Regions from separate parts of the Homo sapiens genome. Here region 1 is linked to region 2. Evidence: chromatin loops called from intact Hi-C (ENCODE). Cell type or tissue: IMR-90. All regions are shown on one strand. Links, peaks and the distances in the headings refer to the core of each region. The heading gives the core; the rest is flanking DNA.

Region 1 (4,393 bases), core at 76-4,075, 290 kb before region 2:
AGCGTGCTGAATATATGCTGGTTATGCTAGCAATGAAATTGTCCCATGGACAGACTCGGGATCTCTGGTTAGCCAGGATGTTGCAGGCAATTGAATTAGCTATTATTTGCTCCTTCCTTGGAGCAGGGTTATTCTGTCATGAGTTGCTGTAATGTCCTGACTTGGTTGGCATCCATCCAAGAGATGGCACTTTCAAGAGTGCACCAGCTGCAATAGTAGAAGTGGGATATAAGCTTGCCCTAAGTTGGCCAGTGTAAGTATTCAGGTTTCTCAGGCAAGGGGCAGGGTCATAAAGCTCCCAAGAATTTATGTCTTTTGTGATTGGCTACCAGGGCAAGTAGAGAAAGACCATCAGGTGGGGAAAGAGTTAGGCAAGTCTGACTCAGACTCTCCTTGGGCAGGGCTTGCTGCAGCCACTGCAGAGAACTGGGGGAGGGAGGAGGCTCTTGGGCCAATGGGGTATGTTTCAGAGCGGATTATGGCTGCCTCTGTGGCCAAGGAAGTGGGGGAAAGCCGGTAGCAATAGGCCTCACCCAGCTGAGATGCTGTTGGCAAGGCCGGTCTCACTCTTGCCATGCCCTGCTAACAGTGGTGAGTGCAGGCAGCCTACACACCTTATAGCATTTTTCCCTTACTAGTTGAGTGTTCCTAAAGGAAGGTCATTTACCAGTTAAACTCCATCATTTTGCCTCTTAGTGCACGTGCTTGAGCCCACTTGCCCAACTCCTCAGATCTTATCAGGAAGCTGCTGATCTATCTATTGGGAGACTTTCCCTGGAGCCTTTCCCTGGACCTGGCTGTGACCAATTATTATTTTAGAAAGACAGTTTAACAACGACCTGACCATCACCTGATGGTTACCTGACATTCCTGGTTATGGGGTGAGGGCCTCTCCTGGCCTGCTCGTCTGCCTAACTTTCTTTCTAGAATCACTAGGAGTTTAGCAAAGGAATAATAAAGATAACTGTCAGAATGGATTTTTCCTCAGGGGTGGGGGTAGGAAGAGGATTCCAATGGGGTAGGACACTGGTAGTGTGGAGAAAGCTGTTTATTATTCCATATACCTTGTAGTGTGTGTGTGCGTGTGTGTGTGTGTGCGTGTGCTTTTGTTTGTATGATATACTAATTTTTAAAAGCAACTAAAAAATGATTATTTGTTTCTGGAATATCTAGAGCATAAAGCATATGGAAACATCTGTTTGGTATACTAAAGACATAATGCTTGCTTTGACTGGGAAAATCACAATAACTTGTTCTTGAATGTCACTTGCCATTTTCAAAAGTATCACCAAGTTGTTGGCAAATGGTAGTGTGAACTTGGGGTTGCCAAATATTCAGATCTTTACAAGAAAAGCTGGAAGTAAAAATTTTTCATGTATGCAACTAATTTAACTATTTGGAAACAGTAAATGAATCAATACGATGAAGGTCAAACAAAGCCATCCATGTGTATGTTGCCAGGCTATGACCTCTGTTCTAGACTCATAGTCTCTTAGAGGTAGTCTTAGTCCCCGAGTGAGTAGGGTCATTCCTTTTAGATAGGACATGAGCTCTTCAGTATACTCCACAACTCCCCATTCTTCTCACATCCTGCCATCTTCATTCTTCTATATTTTCTGCCTGGCCCCACGAGATGGCAGTTTGTAAACCAACTCCTCTTCCCTATTCTATGACATTGATAGGAATCTACCTGTATTTCTCTCAATCCACCATCAGAGGGCAGGCATGGGAAATAAAAGATGAAAAACCATAGATTTTGCAACTACTGGTACATTCAGAGAAAGGAATCCAGGGATCAACCACAAAAGTCATTTTGTGTTTTTCTGAGTTTAGAAGTATTCTGCAAACATAAAGTATGAGGGTGGGAGTGTTCATGCTTTGCAATAGCTGACCTCTATAGAGATTCTGCTCTAAGAATCAGAGCTTGGCATTGCTTAGGGGCCTAGCTCAGGACAACCAGGAACATGGCTTCTTTCAGAAAGTCTTACAAATAAGTAAGAGATTCCATATGCTCTCTCACAGTCACACTTTTCTGCTGAACACATCTGTCAAAGGTAATCTCCTTGATAATCATACATTCTTTGGGGAGAGACTATGGAGCAGAGTAGGGATAAGCCAGCCTCTCCCAGTGGGCAATGGGCAATCACAGTGTGCAGTAGCTGGGAAACGTTTGGCAATCAGCTCTCAAAACAAACAAACAAAACAGCTCTGACTTGTAGCATTTGCCAATTTTTATGGTGTACATACTCCTTCCTTGGCCAACTTTAAGCTTCTAACATGGTGTCATTGAACACACAGTTGGGAAGAGATGCACCCAATGGGCTTTTGCCACAACACGCCTGCTTTACCACACCACTGACTCCCAGCCCCCACCTCCATTTCAAAGTTACATCTTTACTGTAAAAGCAGGCCTATCCCTAATATTTTTAGAGTTTAGGATACAGGTACAAATGGAGGCCCACATACTATATGTCTAGATATTTAAGGTATAAATCAAACTAACAAATTGTTCACTAAAATATGTCTTATCCTGTCACCTTGACAAATATACCTTTATAACTACCTAGAAAGCCAGGTTTAAATTCAGAATTCTATGCCTGAACATGCTTACATAGAAGAAGCCATCTCTGGCCCTCCAGCTCAGGCTAACTCCCCTTCTCTTCCCACCCTCAGCACACACAAGCCCTAGCCCTTGCTGCCAAGCTCTAACCACACCCTCTGCAAACAGCTGCCCCTTGGCCATTTCTTAGGCCTGGGTGTGAGCACATTGACAGTGTAGTCTGTGCACAGGAGAATGGGATGAGGGAGGAGGCCACACTCACCTAAAAATGGACTGGTGGTTATTTGAGAAGGGAATTACAGGGCTTCAAGTGCCTGAAGCATGGAGGTGGGGGTTAGGCTCCAAGAGGGCATGTCCTCGTTGCTCTGGGGATTCCTTAATCTTTGGGCCCAGGACCAACATGGGCCTTTTAAAGTACAGGACTCAGGGCAGGGCACTTTCTCTCCCACTCCTGAGAGTGACTAGTGTGCAAAAGTCTCTCCTCTATCAGGATCTTCTGATGACCTTCCGTGTTAAACATCCCTCCCTCATTGAGGCTCCTGAAATTCCAATCACTCAGACAGAGTATGTACTGGGTACTACAATGTGCTGGCTCTGAGGACAGCAAAGGAAGGAAAAGATTCTTCCGCCTCAACATTTCTTTCTTTCTTTTTTTTTTTTTCCAGACAGAGTCTCTCTGTGTCACCAGGCTGGAGTGCAGTGGCACCATCTCAGCTCACTGCAACCTCTGCCTCCCAAATTCAAGCGATTCTCCTGCCTCAGCCTCATGAGTAGCTGGGATTACAGGTACCCACCACCACGCCCGGCTAATTTTTGTATTTTTGGTAGAGATGGGGTTTCACCATGTTGACCAGGCTGGTCTTGAACTCCTGACCTCAGGTGATCTGCCTGACTCAGCCTCCTAAAATGCTGGGATTACAAGTGTGAGCCACCATGCCCAGCCTCTGCCTCAACATCTCCGAAAGGTTAGTCCATTATATTTGGGTCTTCACTTGTACTTTAAAGCAGGGGTCAGCAAACCAAGACCCACAGGCCAAATCCTGCCCACCCATGTTTGTACAGCCCATGACCTTAGAATACATTTTGAAAGGGCTAATGAAAAAAAATCAAAAGAAGTATATTTCTGGATATGAGAAAATTATACAAATTCTAATTTCATTATCCATAAAGAAAATTGTACCAGAACACAGCCCTGTTGGTTTACATATTGTCTATGGCTACCATGGCTGTTGACTGGTTGTGATGGAGACTCATTGGTCCACAAAGCCTAAAATATTTACTCCCTAACCCTTAAGAAAGTTTCCCAACCTGTACTTTAGAGTTAAGTTTTTTCCTGTGTTTCTCCAAAGAAGATTGGTAGTACATAGAGTAAGAAGGATGTGAGCCCCTGAGAGTGAGAGACAGGACTAGCTGGATTTCCTAGGCCAACTAAGGATTCCTAAGCCTAGCTGGGGAAGGTGACCGCACCTACCTTTAAACACAGGGCTTGTAACTCAGCTCATACCCAACCAATCAGGTAGTAAAGACGGCTCACTAAAATATCAATTAGGCTAAAGACAGGAGGTAAACAAACAGTCAATCATCTATCACCTGAGAGCACAGGGGGAGGGACAATGATTGGGATATAAACACCAGGCATTCAAGCCAGAAGTGGGCAACTCCCTTTGGGTCCCCTCCCATTGTACGGGAGCTCTGTTTTCACTCTGTTAAATCTTGCAACTGCACACTCTTCTGGTCCATGTTTGTTACGGCTCTAGCTGAGCTTTCGCTCGCCATCCACCACTGCTGTTTGCCACTGTCGCAGACCCACCGCTGACTTCCACCCTTCCAGAT
Region 2 (4,393 bases), core at 182-4,181:
GTTTTGCAATTGCCTGAAAGTCAGAAAACAAGAGAGGAGGCCACAGTAGGCCATCGTTGGTGTGGAATTCCCATCCTCCTCTCGGGATGCTTCATGTACCAGGGTGATGCAGGGGTATACAATACATCAGCTACATCATTATCAATCTAGGTATTAAATACCAATAGATGATTAATTGTGTTCTTGTGATTTAGTTAAAAATTAAATGCAAATGGAAGTTCTAAAATTGTCCCCCTGGATCTCAGTGGGTCATCTTTCACAAGACTTGAGGTGCCCAGAATCCTACTTTTGGTACCACTGCTTTATTCAACATGCAGTTACTGAGTGTTTCTTATGCCCGTGTCTCCTGTTCTCCAGGAGCTCACTATTTAGAAGTGGGCACAGACAAAATAACACACCATGACACCAAGAGTGATCAGTAATGTGATAGAGGGAAGCACAAATGCCTGTGGGGGCACTAATGAGGGACCTCACCCAAAGGAAGCAAAGTCTAATCAATTGCTTAGATGGATGTACAGATAAGTGGGTGCATAGGTGGATGGATGGATGCATGGATACATGGATGGATGGATGTATGAATGGATAGGTAGGTGGGCGGGTTGATGAATAGGTGGGTAGATAAATGGATGGATGGATGAATGGATTGATGGATGGATGGATGGATGGATGGATGGATGGATGGATGGATGAGTGGATGGATGGATGGATGGATGGATGGATGGATGGATGGATGGATGAGTGGATGGATGGATGGATGGATGGATGGGCGGGTGAGTGGATGGTTGGGTGAATTGGTGGGTGGCTCAATGATTGGATGAATGGATGAGGAAACATCACAGAAGGCAGTAGAGAATGAGGGCTCAGTCCTGATTGGAGCAATCATCCCTTCCCTAGACTGTAAGGGGTGGAGACAATATATGAGTCATCCCTGGATTCCAGTGTCTGGCACAAGCCTGACACATGGTAGGCATTCAATAAATGTTTGTCAAGTGTGTGAATCAATGAGAGCTAATGAACACCAGGCATTGAGAGAGTTCAGCCAAATGTCTTACCCTTTCTGGGCCTCAGTTTCCCTCCATGTAAATTAGATATGAAAACATGCACCACCAGAATTTATAACACTACTGGTGCTGCAAAAGGTAGACTATGCTTGTGAATCTGCTTTTGAATTCACTGTGCGGCAGGCCTCAGAGAAGTAGCATCTTTTACTTCACCCAGTTTAGCACTCCACCCTTTGATATGTGTGCATTAGCTTGATGCCTAACTATCGCAACATTGGGATACGTATTGTTATGATCATGTCCCTTTGACAGATGAGGCTACTGAGGCTTGAATGGATGGATAAGCAACCTTGAAGCCAGACCCACCAATCCTGGCTCTGCTGTGTAAATCTGGGCAGATCACTTTACTTCTCTGAACCTCTCAAAGATGTAAAGATTAAATGAGATAAAGCATGTAAAGTGCCTGGCATGCAGGAGGTAATTAATGGTGTTTATTTGTTGCCCAAGCCAGGAAGTTGCAGAGACTGGATTGTGTTCTTTTTACCAAAGCATAATGCTACTGAAGCTTTTAAGTTAATCAACGAAAAAGATTAAAATTCTGGTTGGTATATGGTGCTTCAATACATGTAGGGAAGATTTCAGTAACACACTGTGGAACCTGTAATATCTAGAACAACTCACATTGTCAGTGAGCTGCTGTGGCCGCCCCCGTTTGCTGCTCCACCACTCCTTCCGTGCAGTATGTGTCATTTCTTTTCCCCGCCTGCCCCCTGGTGGTAGATTTGGGGACCACAGGCTCAGTCTCTTAACAACAGGCCTTGCAGGAGAGCCAGGCTCATGGCCGCCCCGCATTGCCCTCTGGTGACTGCTGCTAGTTAGCACTTTGCAGAGAAGGAAAGGAGGAATACCGTATGCGCCAAGGAAAGGATTGAAAATGCACTGGCTGGATCTCACTCTCCTGCTCCATCGTTCACTGGTTGTGTGACCTTGGGCGTATCACTTAACTTCCCTGCATATTAGTTTCCCTTATTGGCAAAATGGGTAATACACCCACTCGGAGTTTTTGTGGTGAATAAGATAACTGAGTTAAAACACCTAGCACAAAGTAGATGCTCCATAAAATGTAACTTCTCTCCCAATAAAATGAAAAATAAACAGTACATCATCCAATTATTACAAACTGCCTTACCAGTTTCATAGCAGAGTCAAGTATCTTGATAGATTGGGCCACAGGGTAGGTCAGTTTAGAGGGCAGGGGGAGATAGACAAAGGGGATTGTTAGGAAAATTCAAGGCTTGGGTCACAGCTGAGGATTGCAGGTAAAGATTCAAGAAGACATTGAAGATCTCTAGTCTAGGGGGAGTGGCCAAGATGGCCGACTAGAAGCAGCTAGTGTGTGTGGCTCTTAGGAAGAGGAACGGAAAGGGTGAATAAATACGCACCTTCAACAGAAACCTCCAGATACTCGCACTGCGACTAATCAAGGAAACAACACGACCAGGGAGGATAGAGAAAAGCAAGGCAGGATGACAGCCCACCTAGGAGCAACATAGAGCCAAGGGAACCTCCCCTGCCCAGGGAAGCAGTGGGTGAGTGGGCGACCCCAGGAAACCACATTTCTCCCACGGTTCTTTGCAACCCTTGAATCAGGATATCCCTTGTGAACCCACTTAGTCAGGTCCTTCAGCCTGACACACGAAGCTATGTGGAGTCTCAGCAGAGCACCTGCTCAGGCACGCGTGCATGGAGACCCAGGAGCTTTGGATACTCCAGCTCCGGGCTTCCCAGCAAAAGTAACCGCAATTCTGACAAAGCAGGTTAGACCCCTATACATACCCCTAGGAAAAAGGCTGAATCCAGGGGGCCAAGCACTAATGGTCTGCAGGCCCCACTTCCACAGTGCCTCACAGGATAAAAATTCCAGCCAGACACCAGTAGCAGCATGGCGCCTCCCTGGGATGGAGCTCCTGGGGGTAGGGCAGGCTGCCAGGTTTGCTGTTAGGGCAACTTAGCTGTTCCAGTCTGTGGGCTTTGGAGAGTCCAAACTGACCAGGGGCAGAAGGGATCCCCCAGCACAGCACAGCTGCTCTACCAAAACATGGCCAGACTGTTGTTCTTTAAGCAAGTTCCCAATCCATTCCTCCTCACCAGGCAGGACCTCCTAACCAGAGCCTCCAGCCACCCCACCAGTGTTCTCTGGCCAACAGAGATTTGAAAACTCCCTGGGACAGAGCTTTCAGAGGGAAGGGTGGGCCACCATTTTTGTTGTTTGGGTGACTTAGCCGTTCCAGCCTGCAGTCTTTGGAAAGCCCACCTGACCAGGGCAGAAGTGGTACCCCAACATAACACAGCTGCTCTGTGAAAGTGTGGCCAGACTGCTTCTTTTTCTTTTTTTTTTTTTTTTTTGAGATGGAGTCTCGCTCTGTCACCCAGGCTGGAGTGCAGTGGCATGACCTCGGCTCACTGCAAGCTCTGCCTCCTGGGTTCACGCCATTCTCCTGCCTCAGCCTCCTGAGTACCTGGGACTACAGGCGCCTGCCACCACACCCGGCTAATTTTTTGTATTTTTAGTAGAGACGGGGTTTCGCCATGTTAGCCAGGATGGTCTCGATCTCCTGACCTCATGATCCACCCGCCTTGTCCTCCCAAAGTGCCGGTATTACAGGTGTGAGCCACCGCGGCCGGCCGCCAGACTGCTTCTTTAAAGCAGGTTCCTGATCCCGTTCCTCCTCACTGGGCAGAACCTCCCAAATGGGACCTCCAGCCACCCCTGCCGGTGTTCTCTGCCCAACAGAGATTTGAAAACTCCCCGGGACAGATTTCCGGAGGGAGGAGTGGGCCACCATTTTTGCTGTTTAGGTGACTTAGCCGTTCCAGCCTCTGGGCTCTGGAAAGCCCAAGCTGACTGGGGGAAGGAGAGGTACCCCAACACAGCACAGCTGCTCTATGAAAGCATGGCCACAGTGTCTCTTTAAGCAGTCCCTGATCCTCTTCCTCCTCACTGGGCAGAACCTCCCAACCGGAGCCTCCAGCCACCCCCACCGGTGTTCTTCAGCCTGCAGAAATTTGAAAACTCCCTGGGACAGAACTCCCAGAGGGAGGGGTGGGCCACCATCTTTGCTGTTTGGGTGACTTAGGAGTTCCAGCCTTCAGGCTTTAGAGAGTCCAAGCCAACCAGGGGTGGAAGTAGTATCCCAGCACAGCACAACAGACCCATGAAAACATGGCCAGACTGCTTTTTTAAGAGGGAGGACAAACTCATTCCTCATCACCAAGTGGAGCCTCCTAACCAGAGCCTCCAGCTACACTCACCAGTGTTCTCCAGCTGACAGAAGTTTCAGGACTCCTTGGGATGGATACCTCCTCCCCCAGGAGGAGGGGCAGGCTGCCAT

Evidence for each region. Hi-C counts contacts between places; a loop is a spot of excess contacts. Peaks named below come from ENCODE experiments on the same cell type or tissue, not always from the same donor. Only the 100,000 strongest peaks of a DNase experiment are listed, where the experiment ranks them.
Region 1: it touches region 2 in a loop (12-fold over the local background); 64 of 110 quality-filtered maps call a loop at or near these places.

What each region holds. Positions count from the first base shown.
Region 1 is chr3:140,896,812-140,901,204 of GRCh38, forward strand. No RefSeq gene overlaps it. Among named protein-coding and RNA genes, the nearest start is that of SLC25A36, 43 kb to the right of the region's middle. In IMR-90, for the core only: a CTCF peak has its summit at 1,710 (motif pointing right); a DNase peak (open chromatin) is centred at 1,770; H3K27ac peaks cover 222 bases; H3K27me3 peaks cover 7 bases.
Region 2 is chr3:141,190,651-141,195,043 of GRCh38, forward strand. No RefSeq gene overlaps it. Among named protein-coding and RNA genes, the nearest start is that of PXYLP1, 39 kb to the right of the region's middle. In IMR-90, for the core only: a CTCF peak has its summit at 1,802 (motif pointing left); a DNase peak (open chromatin) is centred at 1,811; H3K27me3 peaks cover 473 bases.